Linked DNA regions of Mus musculus: region 1 is linked to region 2. The links are chromatin loops, found by intact Hi-C in ENCODE. Cell type or tissue: gastrocnemius. All regions are shown on one strand. Each heading gives the region's core, and the rest is flanking DNA. Links, peaks and the distances in the headings are about the cores only. Region 1 overlaps Sptbn1 (spectrin beta, non-erythrocytic 1). Region 2 holds the start of Sptbn1 (spectrin beta, non-erythrocytic 1).

The links. A loop is a pair of places that touch in the nucleus more often than their neighbours do. Peaks named below come from ENCODE experiments on the same cell type or tissue, not always from the same donor. Only the 100,000 strongest peaks of a DNase experiment are listed, where the experiment ranks them.
Region 1: it touches region 2 in a loop (2.1-fold over the local background); 8 of 42 quality-filtered maps call a loop at or near these places.

The regions. Positions count from the first base shown.
Region 1 is chr11:30,146,968-30,155,304 of GRCm38, reverse strand. Sptbn1 (spectrin beta, non-erythrocytic 1) reads left to right here. Exons shown (of 35, transcript NM_175836.2): 3 at 903-1,076; 4 at 3,658-3,749; 5 at 5,295-5,375; 6 at 5,690-5,805. Among named protein-coding and RNA genes, the nearest start is that of Sptbn1, 69 kb to the left of the region's middle. In gastrocnemius, for the core only: CTCF peaks have their summits at 4,769 and 7,221; DNase peaks (open chromatin) are centred at 925 and 1,116; H3K27ac peaks cover 1,595 bases.
Region 2 is chr11:30,218,005-30,226,341 of GRCm38, reverse strand. Sptbn1 (spectrin beta, non-erythrocytic 1) reads left to right here and starts at 6,570. Exons shown (of 35, transcript NM_175836.2): 1 at 6,570-6,763. The coding sequence starts at 6,616. It overlaps Gm51887 (a long non-coding RNA gene), which reads right to left and starts at 4,725. Exons shown (of 3, transcript XR_003949652.1): 1 at 4,668-4,725. In gastrocnemius, for the core only: a CTCF peak has its summit at 3,530 (motif pointing right); no DNase peak of the experiment used is centred there.

The sequences.
Region 1 (8,337 bases), core at 106-8,105, 71 kb after region 2:
AGACAGAAAAGGAAAGGGCTCTTTAGATGAGGGCTCAAGAAACCTTAGGTAGTTGAGGCTCAGTGAGACCCGGGAGGAGCAGTGGCTCAGATAAGTAGCCAGAAGATAGGAAGTCAGGTTTATCTAGGAAGAAAGCATTCTCTGAAGCTCAAGCTGTGATAGACACATCAGTATCACGTGATGAAGGTTTTTACTATAAAAAGGGGTTTTATTAGAGGACTGACTGTACAGCTCAAGTGTCCTGTTTAGTTGGAGTTTCTTTAAAAAAAAGTTGTGTATGTGTTGGTGTGTGGCAGTGGTGGTGGGGGGTATGGGTGTTTTTGCCTGAATATATGTGAACCATGTCTGTGTTACCTATGGAGGCTAGAAGAGGACATCATAACTGAAGATAAAGATGGTTGTGAGCTGGCATGTCGGTGTTGGGACTCTGACAGGCAGTGCTCATAACCTCTAAACTATCCTTCTAGCCCTGGAGAGTGTATAGCTTTGAGGTTGACAAACTGTTGGTATGGGTATGAGACCTTGTGTGTTAATCAAGTGCTGCACTGCTCAGCAGTGTACTGAGCCTGCTTTATTATGGTTACTTTGAAACAGAGTCTCAATTAGTTGTTTATTCTAGCCTCGAACTTAGGATCCTTTTGCCTCAATTTTTAAGTAGCTGGGATTTCAGTCTTGTGCCACCAGGCCTTATAAACTTTAGTACTGACTCTCAATCTTAGGTCGTGCGAACAGTGTTATTTACCTTTGCAGTGGCAGCAGTAGCACTGAGATTCATTTGGTCAAATGAATGCACACAAATTTTAGTTTGGGTTTGGGCACAAACCATGACAGGCGTGTATGATTCAGGATAGTTCCTCTGCCCTTCTGAGTAAAGTGTCTCCACTCTGTTCTCTGGCTTTCAGCCTAAACCCACTAAGGGACGGATGCGGATCCACTGTCTGGAGAATGTCGACAAGGCTCTTCAATTCCTGAAAGAGCAGAGAGTCCATCTTGAGAACATGGGCTCCCATGACATTGTGGATGGAAACCACCGGCTGACCCTCGGCCTCATCTGGACAATTATTCTGCGCTTCCAGGTAAGGAGCTTGGCCTAAAGAATATAGACCAGCTTTCCACATACGAGCTTTCTGTTCCACAGGAACCAGGCTGATGCCACCCTGGAGGAATGCCAGAGCTACCATGTTCTTGTACATTTCACTGCCCCTGGCATACGTGCCTTTCCTGTCTTAATGGGACTTGGTAATATGGGTTCCTAAGGTGTACCTCTGAACATCTGATCTCTGCTGTTTGGCTTTCAGTAGCCAAGGTCAAGCAGTATGGCTAGTGCTGGGTACTTCTAGGCTGGCTAGACTTTGCTAAATTGTGGCCCGTATAGAATAGGGGCTCCGTTCTCACCTTCTCATCCCCCTTGGGGTGGAAAGGAGCAGTTTTCAGGAGGAAAGGGCCAAAAGGCCTTTGATGAATTTGAATTGGTGACTATGTGATGGAGTTATCTCTGTATAGAAGCGAGTATGAGATGGCTCCTTAATCCGTGCAACTCCCTCAAGTCTTGGGTACAGTTTAGGCTGCCTCGGGGCCAGGGGGCCCAGGAAAAGCACTTCTGTTTAGTCCTGGCTCACGATCCAGGCGTATGCTTTGTGCTCTTGTTCTTCAGTTACAGTTTGAAGTGCTGGACGCTTGCTGCCCTGGTGTCAAATTACTCTCCACACATCTCCCAGAAGTCCTGTCTTTTGCACAAGTCCTTGTGTCCAAAATAATCTCACACAAGGGGGGGATAAATAAAAATCAAAAACTAAATTTTAACTGTGTTAGTTTTCCTGTTCAGACTCTGAAACCAGCCTGTAAATAATGCTTTTCCATCCCTGCTGCCTTCCTAAGATTGATAGCTTCCAATGAACAGTGTTCTAGACGTCTCTGTGTAAAGAGGGAGAGTTACAAAGGGAGACAACACAGACTTGTCATCTGTCTTCACTGCTGCGGTTGAGAAAGCATCTTAATAATTCAGATTCCAAGGCCCAGTTCCAAAGAGTATCAGTAGGCTAAGTGGGGAATTACTGTTGAAGATGACATCCATTGCCTTGGCCTACATTAACGGGAACATGGATGGCCATTCTGATCGTGGCCCCTTGACAGAGGATGAATGCCCGTGTCAGGGAGCTGGAGTACACGGTCTTTTTCAGACTTCTTACAGTGAACTAAGTTGAAAAAACATGACTGTCCATTTGCCTTTTCTTCATTCACCTCAACCTGCTAATACATACTTTCTCCTCTTAAATCAAGAAGCAAAGGCTGCTGGTATTATAGCTGGCGTTGTGCAGTTTCTTTTACTACATTTATTTTACTGAGTCATTGGTTGTATTCTCACCTCTTGTCCCAAATTTAGTTAAAAGGGGCAAGAACACAGACTACAGTTAGGAACATTTATCTAAAATCATATAACTGATGGTGTCTCCTAACCCCAAGAACTAACATTTTTAGTGGGCATGGTAGAACATTCCTGTAATCCTGGCATTTGGGCGATAGAGGCAGGAGGATTGGAGTTACTCATTCAAGGTAGTTTTCCAGTGCATAATTTGAAGCCAGCTTGAGATCCCATCTAAAAACAGCAGCAGCAAGGAAAGAACAGTCAACCAACTAACCACAGTAGTGCTGTGAGGTAGCCACTGTTGCCTTCCCTGAGATGGAAAAGCTGAGGTGCTCAGGTAGGAAAGAGGACCCCTTCAGGGCCCAGTGGTCCTTCCCATGTGGTGAAAGGAAGAAACTAACTTCCACATGTTGTCCTTTGACTTCTTTCATATGTGTTCTGTGATATGCACATGCTGTTATGCACAGATACACAATGGGGGGGGGGGGGGGAAGCAGAGAGAACACATTTAGTCTGACCAAAAGAAGGGAGGGAGAAAAAAAAGAAGTCATTTAGCTTAACTCTGGTACCATTAGATCAGACTTTTTGTTTAGGATTTTACTGCTATGAACAGACACCATGACCGGGGCTGCTCTTATATAAGGCCAACATTTAATTGGGGCTTGCTTACAGGTTCAAAGGTTCAGTCTGTTATCATCAAGGCAGGAACATGGCAGCATCTAAGCAGGCATGGTGCAGGAGGAGCTAAGAGTTCTACACCTTCATCTGAAGGCTGCTAGCAGAAGACTGGCTTCCAGGCAGCTAGGATGAGGGTCTTAGAGCCCACACCCACAGTGACACACCAAGCATATACAACCATCACAATGTCTAATGTTGAACTTGTGAACTTACAAAATAGAGAGCGTGGAAGCATAGCATTTAACAGGTTCTGTCTATCTTATAGGAAATGATACATACCGTGCCTTCAGCAAAATACTTTTCTGGTTTCTATGAGAAACCACCCACTAGCTTGTAGTTTCAAAGATATGGGCCCCAGGGGCCATACATGGCCTCTTCATAGGTGCTACGGAGGCACTCGTGGAACAGGTCATCCCCCTGGCTTTGTGTGTAGAATAAGAAACCTAGTTCTGGAAGGTCCGAGGTGAGCCTGACAGTTCTTACTGACATGGAGAGCAGATAACGTGCAGGGCAAGACTTCGATCTATTTCATATAAATGCAGACCTGTTTTGCAGTGGCTCTCAGGCTTATACAGCAGTTGGGTGATTGCCTAATATTTCTTCTTAAACTTTAGATCCAGGATATTAGTGTGGAGACTGAAGATAACAAAGAGAAAAAGTCTGCTAAGGATGCATTGCTGCTGTGGTGCCAGATGAAGACAGCTGGGTGAGTGTGCACTGGAAGGACACAAGGCATCTCCAGGATTAAACACAGGATTCCAGCACTAGGAATCCTCCAGGATTAAGTTCCCTGTCGCATCACTGCGAAGGTGCTGACAAGTGTCTTTTCATAGCTTCCACTGAGATGTCTTGTTACCACATAAACAGTTGGTATGTGACATTTCAGAACTGGCTGTCAGAGTGGAAAGAGGTGTGATTTATACTTGGAACAGATCTTATTTCCTTAACGGCTGCATTCTCTTTATCGGAAAGCTCCACGGACAATTAGATCTTAAATTATAAAATTCTTGAAGCATTTCTTTTTTTTTAATTTTTTAATTTTATTATTAATACCTTATAAGCCTTTTTGTTTTCTTTTTTTAAAGATTTATTTATTTATTTTATGTATGTGCATACACTGTAGCTGTACAGATGGTTGTGAGCCTTCATGTGGTATTGAATTTTTAGGACCTCTGCTCCCTCTGGTCAACCCCACTTGCTCGGTCGGCCCTGTTCACTCAGTTCCTGCTAGCTCCGGCCCAATTTATTATTATATATAAATACACTGTCGCTAACTTCAAACGCACCAGAAGAGGACATCGGATCTCATTACGGGTGGTTGTGAGCCACCATGTGGTTGCTGGGATTTGAACACAGGACCTTGGGAAGAGCAGTCAGTCCTCTTACCTGCTGAGCCATCTCGCCAGCCCTTTTAGAGCATTTCTAAGAAGCAAACCCACATATTTTTTAAATGCATTTGGGAGTTTTCTCCTTTTAATTTCTGCCATTTGGTAAACTTTACACAGCAAACTTAGAAGCAGTTATTACGTAAGCCTGTCCTGGTTTTCCTTGTATGCTTTCACTAAAACCCAATTTGGAGATACTTTTACACAACTGCAACTTATTGCTGCTTACTGACATTGTGTGAATTCAGCTATACTAAACGTGTAACATGGCTCAGTTTTCAGCTCTCACTGCTTTCCTGGAGAACCCAGGTTCTGTTGTCCAACACCCACCCCGGTGGCTCACAACTGCTGGAACTCCTGTTCCCTCAGGAGTCTGTGGGCCCCTTCATGCACATGGTGCTCATAAACTTACACAAAACACACACATACATAAATAAAATTGAATAAAATACATATTTTTAAATCCTGTAAAGTGCTGATGAAATTATTTCAGAGTCCTTGGCTCTTAATGAGAATCAGTTCCTTGTCAGGTTAATTAGTGTGTTACTCTTAAAACTACCTTACCTTGGGGCTGGTGAGATGTCACAGCAGGTTAAGGGGATTCAGTTCACATCTCATGGAATTGAATTACCAAGCACTTGTGAAGAAATACAGCTATCTATTTTATTTTTATTTCAAGCAACCTGATCTTAACGGGACACATGCTCAGACAAAATTGTCATTATTGAGACATGACCTTGAGTTTACAGTGAACATGAACACAGGCTTTTTTTCTTTTTTTTTTTTTTTTTTTTTTTTAGCATTTACCAAGGCATAAACCTTTATTTGGTAATTGTTGTTTTGCTTTTGTGGTCTGTCTTTGACAGGTACCCCAATGTCAACATTCACAATTTCACCACTAGCTGGAGGGATGGCATGGCCTTCAATGCACTGATACATAAACATCGGTAAGTCTGAAGAAATCATGGTAAAGGTAGAAAGATACAGTACCATTTTCTGTGGCAGATCTGGATTAGTTGTGGTATCTCCTGTCTGTGGGTTGGATATTGTACCATAGTGGAAATTCCTGCATTCATATTAGGGAGAATGTGTGAGTTCATTATTCAAAAACCATGTATCATTGTTTGATGATTATATAATACTGTAATTTTACTCCACTATGCTATTATTTTAACATTCTCTGGAGCAGTTATCATGCCTCATTAGACACTTGATTTGTTTCCAAGGCATAATGTTTATGTTCCACTGTCATTCTGTATAGGCCTGACCTGATAGATTTTGATAAACTGAAGAAATCTAATGCACACTACAATCTGCAGAATGCATTTAACCTGGCAGAGCAGCACCTTGGCCTCACTAAACTGTTAGACCCTGAAGGTAAGGATCCGAGATATGAAAGGTGGGACTTGGAACATCTCTAGCATGTAAAGTCTTCTTTGTGTTGTACAAAGGTGCTCTGTGTGTACAGCATGCCTTGAGAATTATCAAAAGAAAGGGTAGAAGGATCATTTAAAATTCCAGTTATGGCAACAGTTGAGGATTTATAGAATGAGTTACGTTTGGCCAGACTTTGAGGATGGGTGTGTGAGAGAGGACGCAAAGGTAAAAAGCCAGAAAAGCATTGAGGGACTCTGTGGGAGTGGTGTAAAGAATAACCCTAGGGGGAGGGTGGCCGTCCCTCTGCAGGCTGGAAGCGAACGCTTTGAGGCTGTTTAGCAGGCAGTGGGTGTCACTGAGGTTCTCAGCACCTGTGCTTACTGGGAAGCCTAGCCTAGCACCCAGTGAACGCCTGTGACTGATGTTCATGAGGGTGGGTCTGCTGAGGGTGAGTTGAGGTCAAGGGCATTCTTAGGATGCTGGAGCTTAAAGAAGAGAATGTGAATGGATGAAACAGAGGCACAGTTTTCTTATGATAGACTGTATCTCATCTATGTGGAGCTGATTGCTAGGATCTCTGGGTCTCTGCAGAAGCCAAAGCTTGTCTGCAGATGACTAAGCTGTCCTCTCTGGAACAGCCTATATATATATATATATCCTCATCTAGGTCCCGTTACAATGTGGGATTTCAGAAGAACTTTTTCTAATTTTGAGAAATATTTAAATCATAAAGGGATTATTTAGTTTATAATGCTAGAGGCTTAGAGATCCTCCCAGCTGTAAGCAAATATTAGAGATAGAAATGTATGTGTGTGAAAGTTTAAAGTTCTTATAAATCTAGAAGAGGAAGTTGATCTCCCCAAGGGCATCTTGAGGTCATGTGACTGCCAAGCTAGTTTTTGCTGTTCTCCAGTGCATATGATTACAGGAAGCCAAGATACAATTATCTTAGGCTAACCCATTAAGTGGTTTTTTGATATAAAAAAAAAGCTAAAATTCCTTGAGCTGTGATCAGTCTTCATGTTTAATTAACTCCTTCCTCACCATCAGTGGTGTTCCTTAGGTCTAGCCCTTTGCTAGACAAAAATTCTTTCTCCTTTTCCTAATACACAGACTTTTTATTAATACCATTCATTAATTTTTCTGATCTTTAGTGAGCATAAAAGGGAGACTGATATTTCTCAGATCACAAGACTGGAGCTAAAAATAGCATTTAATGTCTTGTTTCCTATGGTTTTAACCTTAATCACTAGTTGTCCAGTATTCCAAAGGATACCAGTTGAAATGTATTCATTGATTAACTTGGAAATTTTTGCCTTCTATTACTCCAGAAATATCAATATTTTGTGCTTGCTAAATTAGATGCAGCACTCTCTGTCTGTCTGTCTGTCTCTCTCTCTTCAAACCCCCTCTTGTGGACATTGATGAGGATGAGGACGGAGGACTGTGCACTAGCAAAAGCAACTGCAGTTGGACTCTTGGTCCCATTGCTACCTTGACAACAAGTGGGGCTGGGAGTATTCTATCCTGTGCCCTAGAGTTTTCATGTTTAAAATTAAAGAAACTGTTTTCCTCCACACTGTACTATTTACAGAATAGAAATAAGGTTGTGTATGAAATGTATTGAAAAACGAACCTGACAGATAGGAAACTTGTGTGTGTGTTAATTTTAATCTGTTCCTGGCTGAGTGTTTCTCTGAACATTTCCACTCCCAAGACGTGTCATTTTCATTTACTTGATTCACTGAATACACACTGTCCCTCTACCTTCAGGAATTTGGAAGGTGGAGTGGTATAGGAATCCTACAATAGAGTCTTGACCCTTTAGGATTAAGGCTTAAAAGCAAAAACATATGAGTAAATTATATCTTGCAGAAAGTAGACTATGTATCCATTTATACAGAGTCCCAAGGCAGGAAGAAGAAAGTAATTTAACTACAGGAATAAGAAGTGCATGTATTGGGGTTGTAGCTCTTGAGCTGCTCCTTTTGAGCCAGTAGTAAATGTGAGTGGGAGAAGGCCCTTTCAGGCAAAGGCTGGTTGTAAGGAATATGGAAGTATTGGACATACAGGGCATATATGAGTGAAGAAGCATATCCTCCTATGGAATTAGAAACATCTGGAATAACGCATGGCACTTAGAAAAAGCCTGATAAAAGAACTGAAGGAACTGTGCTCACGCTAAAGGGCATTTTGTGTTCATGCTTCTGAGGGCCAGCCTGGGTTGAGTGGGGCAACAGAGAATCCCATTGAGGAAGCCATTGTTTTAAGTTTGTTTATGTGAACAGGAGAGTGTGACATTAAAATCTGTCACTACCTGGATTCAGGTAAAAGGAGACAAAAGTTGTCCCAAGATGTGTGTGCCATGGGCTGAGCTGTGGTGTCTGACCACAGCCCAGTTTGGTTTTAGGGGTTGAGAATAAGGTGAGGAAACAAGCTGGCCTTCTGCAGAGGCATTTGTGGATATCCATGTGCTAAATGAATCTGGTGTGCTGTCTTCCCTGTTGGGGAATTAACTGTGTGATGGCAGAA
Region 2 (8,337 bases), core at 13-8,012:
AGAACTTAAGTCATTTTGTAAAGGGGAAATAATCTTATTTACAATAAAGTATATATTTGTAATAAATATTATAGGCAAATCAAGTAAAATTAGTATTTCTTTAGTTCTACCTAAGAATAGCCCACCCTACTTTGAGCCGGGTGAAAATAAATTTCTCATAAAAATTCATTCTTTGCTAAATGAATCTGCATAAAGGACAGGCTGTCCCCTTACACAATAGCAGTTCATACTGGGGTCCAGGATTCATATGCCTTGGGCAGAAATAGTATTTTTGTGTTTTATACTTAGAAGCTGGGTGGCGACAGTCTTCCACCTGTCATTTCATCTGAGATTGTTTGTGAGCACTTGCTATGGTGGGGGTAGTGGTTCTATGACAATGTCTAGAACAGGTAGGATCCCGGACCTCTGTGTGTGTCAGGGACATTTGATACACGGTTGTTGTTTGTGGCAGTTTCGCATGCTTTCATTTGATATTTATTCCAGAAAATTGAGGTGTGCATTTTACTTGATGAATTTGCTCCAGAAGAACAAGCTCCCAAACAGAGTCCACGCTGTTGAATAGTGTTACTCTGCTGTTCAGGAAAGCACAGCTCTGGCTCACCAAGCTTCAGAACAAATAAAGCACTTAAATGCCTAACTTGCTGAAGTGCAGGGCTGGCATTTTGGCATTGGCACTATATTCTGATGTTATTTAAAACTGTTTGAAAGTATATGTAAGGCAGAAAATACTATAATGGTCAGAAACACTACATTGTCTGTGAACCATGATGCTAGGCCTGTTCTGAGTTAATGATTTCAGTTTTAATTACTCATTGTAAGTGGAGCAGAAACAAAGATAGCCTTTTAACTGTTGTGTATATTATCATAGCTATGCACTTTAAAAAAGTTAGTCTGGTTCGAATTCAGTGACTTTCAAGGCTGATGAATGACAGATCAGAGAAGCTAACTCTTCCTTGTCTTATTGTTTTCTTTTCTTTTTTCTTTTTTTGTTTTGTTTTGTTTTTAGTTTTTTGTTTTTTTCGAGACAGGGTTTCTCTGTGTAGCTCTGGCTGTCCTGGAACTCACTCTGTAGACCAGGCTGGCCTCGAACTCAGAAATCCACCTGCATCTGCCTCCCAAGTGCTGGGATTAAAGGCGTGTGCCACCATGCCCAGCTTGTTTACTTTCAAAACAGCTGATTTAAAAAAAAAAAAAGATTAGGACTTAGCAAGATTATATTTAAAATGTATATACTTATCACATATATAGGCAGAGAAAATGAATAACAGAAATAGCAAATGAACTTAACTCATACTTAATATCAAGATTTTTATTGAAGAAACTCAAATACTAAATGTGCGTATCATTTCATTGTTCCTTCTTTTGTTCTCTGTGACATAGAGGAAGGACAGAGGGGAGGGATCCCATTCTCTCCTCCTGTATTTTTATAGAGCTTTGCTTGTGGCTATGCTTGTGGTTTTTAAGTGCTTTTAAATTTTTAATTTTAGTTCTGTGGGTGTGCCTATGTGTGTAGTGTTTGTGGAAATCAGAAGAGGAAGTTGAATTCCCTAGAACTGTGTTTCAGACAGTTGTGGACTGCTGATGTTAGTGCTAGGAACTGAACCTAAGGTTCAGGACCAGAAACTTCCTGTAATTGCTGGACCATTTTCCCAACCTCAATAAGTCCTTAAGCTATGATGACAAGACTGGCTGAATGTTTTAATATAGAAGTGACTAAGCCACTGGGTTTCTTGCTGGCATCTTTTTAAGGGTAATTTCACTCCTTATAGAACCTGGCTGAATTTGCTTACCTTAAAAAAAAAAAAAAAAACAAGATTTGTTTCAAGTAATATGCATATGCCAATTCCCAGTGGCCCTTTGTATCTGGTAGGAAAGTGATCTCTGAACATTGGGAATGAAGGTTTTTGCAGTTGCTTTCATTAGGATATTGTAGGCAGAGGATGGTCAACCCTTCAGTTGTCCTCCGTAGCAGACAGTGTAGGGAGGAGCAGCCCTCTGTTGGTTTCTACATCACAGACTGTTGTATGAAATTCTAATTTTTTGACAGGAAGCAGTATGTTCCTCACCTTCCTGTCTTCTCAGGCTTTCTTTCAAGAGCACATGGAAGTTTTCTCCTTAGCTATTTGTCATTCCTATCCCCCATTCTGTAGTCTTATAGACATGGCTTCCATTATTGCATTACCTGCCATATTTCAATATCATACATGTACTGTCTGTGTTTTTGTGCTTACACTAGATGCTTACATAGATTACATTAGCATACATCCACGATGAATGTTCAGTCCTTCAGGACAGATAAGACCTCCCATTTCAAATATATGTGCTGGGAGAAATGGCCAGACAAGATGCTGAGCTAGGCTGTAATTATACCTTAATAAGGGCCAGTCCACATCCTCATTTATTTAAGATCCTCGAGTTTTAGGTATACCTCTGATGTGGATAGCTAATGAGGGTTGTACCTCAGAAGAAAAGTGAAGGTCATTTATTAAAATTTGTGGTTTTGCATTGAACTGATCACGGGATCACCAATGGAGGAGTTAGAGAAAGGACTGAAGGAGCTGAAGGGGTTTGCAACTCCAAAGGAAGAACAACAATATCAACCAACCAGAGCTCCTAGGGTGTAAACCATCAACCAAGGAGTACACTTGGAGGGACCCATGGCTCCAGCCATATATGTAGCAGAGAATGGCCCTGTTGGGCATCAATGGGAGAAGAGGCCCTTGGTTCCCTGAAGGCTCCTTGCCCCAGAGTAGGGGAATGCTAGGGTGGAGAGGTGGGAGTGGGTAGGTGGGTAGGGGTACACCTTCATAGATGCAGGAGGAGGGGGGATGAGATAACATGTTTCTGGGGGAGGGAAATCTGGAAAGGGGATAACACTTGAAATGTAAATAAATAAAATATTCAATTTTTTAAAATTGGGAATTTGAATTCACCGACTGACATCTGATTCTCATCTCCATGGCGTCCTATTGTCTCTTCAGTGTAATCAATAGCAAAGTCCTATTCAGTAATTTCTCCTTTATTTTTTGTCTTGCTTTGTTTTCTGAGACAGGATTTCTCTATGTAGCCCTGGCTATCCCGAAGTTCACTTTGTAGACTAGGCTGGCCTCGAACTCAGAAATGGTTTTTTGAGACAGGGTTTCTCTGTGTAGCCCTGGCTGTCCTGGAACTCACTTTGTAGACCAGGCTGGCCTTGGACTCAGAAATCCGCCTGCCTCTGCCTCCCGAGTTGCTGGGATTAAAGGTGTGCGCCACCATGCCCGGCCTGAAATTCACTTCTTTCTTAATGGTTATGACATGTAGCAGCCCATGCTGAAACTCTAGAGCTTATTTGATTCATGGATCTAGGAATAACTCATTGGGAAACTGGAGGGCAGCTGGTACCTGGTGATGGGTCAGGTTTGTGAAGAGGTTCAGTCACTTGTGAGAGCAGGGAAGGGGTTCAGTAGGAGACTCCGGAGCCAGAACAAAGGAGTAGGCACCTAGGCAGGTGCTACGGGCTCTGGGGCCACAGTGTAGCTTATCCAGCTTGGTCAGTAGATGGCACCAAATAGCTAGAACTTCCTTGGTGAAGGGTTTGCCCTGTTTGGGTTTCTCCTTGAGTTGGATTAAATCAACTTTTCTATACTTTGAATGATTATACTCCAAGGAGTTAATAGTATTGTAAAGGTTTTCTTTACTAGAGATAAAATATTCCAAGACAGATTTTATAAAAGGCTGCGATGTTGCAGTAGTCGTGAAAATTGACCATCTCCAAGGTTACTAGTGTGACTATATGGCTGGTCCTTCCCACGTCTTGCGCCCATCCCTGTGTTAGAGTTGCTTAACTATAAGGTCATTCAGTCAATAGGTTTTAGCTGTTCATTTGTGGTTTTGTAAAAACCTGTAAATATGTTGTTAGCATAACTGTTAAATGAGTATACCAACACACTTGTATTGTTAGGCTTGATTGCATCTGTCTGGGGGGAATTTCACTTCCAGGAAGGAATGTGATGTTTATGCTGTAGTGAATGAATGCAAGAGCAGATGCTGTGGATCATTTGTCAGTGGATGTGGTGCTATTTCCTCAAGAGCACATAGGATATGTTGATGGCTTGTGAGAGAACTATAATGGTAAAAGAGGAGGCAGGGGACGTTTTGGGCCACTGATGGTGCCAGTCAAGACACAGGTGGTTCATTTCAGCATGGAGACCCTATTGTAGTCCTGTATTGCTGGGTGGTGATCTTATTCTATTAGCATACAGATGCTAGTAATGAGCTATGCAGACTGACCCCTGTGCACATTCTTGGTGCACATTGAGTGACAGTTGGGCCAAGTGAGCATCCATGTACAAAGCTCTTACTATTAGTTTTTTAATCTTAATGTGAGAAGAGAGAAGGAGAGGAAATAACCAGCACCATTTGCCTTGTGATCTTTCTACCAATGAGACAGAAGCTATCTCCATCATATTCCCTTCTTAGATTTGCAGTTAACTTACTTGGATAGCTTTGTGTAACTGATTGAGCCTGAGTCCCTGTAGTGAAATTGAACACATACAGGAACTTAACCATAGCAATAGAATTAACCACAGAACCTTAGAAATGCCATAGGACTAGCCATATTGTACCAAGATGCATTCAAGAGCCCAAAAAGACCAACCAGGAGCAGACTGCCTGGGCTTACTCACCACTGACCCACAGGACGGTTTGCTGAAGCTGCCCTGAACTTTCATCTGGGCAAGGTTTTATAGGAAATGGCTAGCAAGGGGTGGAGGTTTCTATTCTGGCAAGCATCTGATTGGGGGGCTGTTGCTGTCCGTTAACATAATTGGCTAGTGCTAGGTGTCAAACCATAAACAACATTCTTTTCTCCTGATTTATGGTTGTTAGAAGTGACGTATCAAGGGCAGGCTTGTAACCTGGAGTGCGGATTTGTTGGAGAATAACCAACTGGTGCTACACATAAGTTTTGTTGGGGAGTAACTTGGAAACTGGTGCTAGACACCAGCCTGTTAGTTAACCAGAGTTCAGCCTTAGGTCTGGTTCTCCAAGATTGAGTCTGAATCCAAGCCTTTCATCCAGGCCTTTCTCCAAGTCCTGTCAGCATGCCTGACACATACCCACGCACACTACTACCACATTCACGTCTACTACTGCCAGTGCCAAACCACTTCCATCGTTGGAGTAGCCTCCTAGAATCTGTTTCCACATGGCACCAAGAACTATCCTTTAGAATCACATCCACCAGTGGCCGATGCTGACTCAAAGGTCATCATCAGCCAAGTCTGATGAGCTATGCAGGGGAGCCCTGTCTAGCTCCCCTAGCCTTGTCTCTCCTTACCTTTCCCTCTGCACACCTGACTCCAACTATACTGAGCATACCTTGGTGTACCTTTGTCTGGTGTGCCATTCTTCTTGATCTGGCCATGATCTGTACCTTTTAGACACCGAGACCTACACTAAGCAGAGTATTTATTTCTGACCAGTCTAAAATAGCCAGTTTCAAATTCATCTGTTTGTATTTTATTTTCCTTAAACTCTCTGGCTTTTGTGTGTGTGTGTTTTTGGTCTCCCTTCTATGAGGATGTAACACTTGTGTCATTTATTGTTCTCCCCAGGAATCTAGAGCACTGCTGATCATGTAGTAATTCCTCAATATGGTTGGGTTCTGCATGTGAGTAATAGCTGTATTGAATGGAGAAACTGTATTTAAAACTAAACATATTTCTCTTGATCCTCCAAGAATACATTGATAAAGTGAAGACTTTAGTGAGCCAGAGCTTATTTCATAGTTATTCCTTAAAAAAAAAAAAACCCACCATTATCCTCAAGGGCTTTAAAGGAGTGGGCATTACTATTGGTATTGGTCCTAGAATTTATAGTAACAATGGTATAAATAATTATAATACCTATTGAGTATTTACTATGCATGGATACTATCTTTGTTGCCATATGCTTCCATCTTAACCTTAGGCATCAATTCTAATATGTAAATGAGACATAGAGACAGAATGATTTGTTAGTTTTTCTTATATAGTAGCTTATGAAGGAAAAACTAAACGGTAATAGACAATAAAACTAAGGGAATTCACTTAAAAAGATCCATGTAGATGCTGATACAGCCCTGATAAAACATTAAACCTTCACCTTAAACTTTTTTGGTTCATTTTGCTCTGTTTTGGTTTTTTTCAAGACATGGTTTCTCTGTGTAGCCATAGCTGTCTTGTACTCCAGGCTGGCCTCAGACACATAGAGATCAGCCTGCCTCTGCCTCCTGAGTACTGGGATTAAAGGTGTGCACCATCACTGCCCAGACACTTTAAACTCCTTTAGGAAAGAACATTAATTTGGCACCCAGTGTTTCCTTCAGTCTTCTCCCTCCTCCGGGTTTGGGGAAAGCATTAAAGTAGCATGACCGAGGTCACACATGTGCTATGAAGCAGAGCCAAAGTTCAGAACTGGCCTTGGCTCTAGAAGGCACATCTGGACAAGCAGTGACTGTCCTAGTTTTTCCTTATTATCACCCCAGCAGGTGTATAGAGGATGTACACTTTGTATACACACCTGTGCTTTTCCTTTTTTACTCACAGAACTCTGAAAAGTAACTGATGTGGACAAGCAGCTGAGACAGTCAAGATGACGACCACGGTAGCCACAGACTATGACAACATTGAGATCCAGCAGCAGTACAGTGATGTGAACAACCGCTGGGATGTGGATGACTGGGACAATGAGAACAGCTCTGCAAGGCTCTTTGAGCGCTCCCGCATCAAGGCCCTGGCAGGTAAGTGTCCTGATGTTGTATGTCCCACCTGTCACCAGATGTTCTGTAGTCCCTTGAACATCAACCATTTCTCTTTTAAGCTGTCTTGCTTGAAGTTGACCTCTCCCTGCTTTAACATATCCTATGAGAGCTTGCTTACCCTTTTATAAGACATTTACTTTTGGAGAGCTGCCGAACTTAATGACCAACATAGTTTAGAACACAGTAAATAATGTTTACAGCAATTTAGAAAGAGCTGCTAAGAGTTTGTAAGGATTTTTTAATTCTAACACATCTTTAATTTCAAGTGTTTTAACATACTATATTTATATAAAATATCCAACTTGGCTGTATACGTAATGCCAGTGGCAGATTAGCTGATCTTTTCGGTGAGAGGTTGGTAAGTACCTTGTTACAAGGGCTTTAGATCTGAAAAGTAGCAGTGTCCTGTGGGAAGGCCATATTTAATGCTGTTAATGAGTAGGTTTGCCACTGATCATTCCCATTCAGTTTCATTTTCTAGAGAAAAACCATGCCAGGTAGATGTTAAGTAGTTATTCCAATTATATTCTAGTTTACGATACAAAGTCTATTATAATAGGTGCCTTGATTATTAAATTGTAAGTTTGTCAGTACTTTTGACATGATTCACATGAACTAGAAACCCACAAGAAAGTATTCAGGAAACAAGGGAGCTAAACATTTATTCTGTGTCTGCTGATTGGATTCTTTGAAAAGAATCCTGAATTCATGATTATTTTTAGTCAAGTCATTTCTGTTTGCCAAGAATAGAGATGCATGTACTCTGAATTAAAGAGATGTGTTTGCTAGTAGAAAACACAGTTGTTCAACATGGACAGAGCCCTCATTTCATCCTTGCCATACAAAAACAAGTAACAGCAGCAGCATGTGATAGAATTAAAGGAGAATAAAGGGATTATCGTAAAATATCAGACAGGGGCCAGGTGTGGTGGCCATGCTTTTAATCCTAGCACTCAGGAAACAGAGGCAGGCAGATGTTTGTGAGTTTGAGGCCAGCCTGGTTTACCTAGCAAGTTTTAGGCCAGCTAAGATTGATGTGGTAAGACACTGTCTCAAATAAGAGAAAGAGAGATGGATGGAGGGAGACAGGGAAAGTGGAGGTTGGTCTCATGCAAAGCAGGCTCAACAAAGCCATGTGCTAACTGCTATAGGACAGTATCTCAGTTATTCTTCATTTGTTGGAGCCCTCCACTTAGTAACTGCGCCTTCATAATTTGTCTTACACCAGACTTGGGTGCAATGTAGATTCAATGAAACCTCAGTGCAAAATTATATTTATAATTTAATTGACTTAATAACCCAGTTTCCTTTTAGTACAAATTTCTGTAAGATTGGGTGTGGTATTGAAATTCTGTTTGGCCCAGATATTTATATAGCAGGCCATGGCTAGCTGGAGACTTACAAATGATTGCCTTTAAAAGAGGCAGCTTAAGACTGGTGCAATATTGCCCACCAGCCCTCCCAACCCAAGTTTGATCCCTGGGACCCACATAGTGTCAAGAGAGAATTGAGTCACAACAGTTTTTCTTTGACCTCCACACCATGCCGTGTCA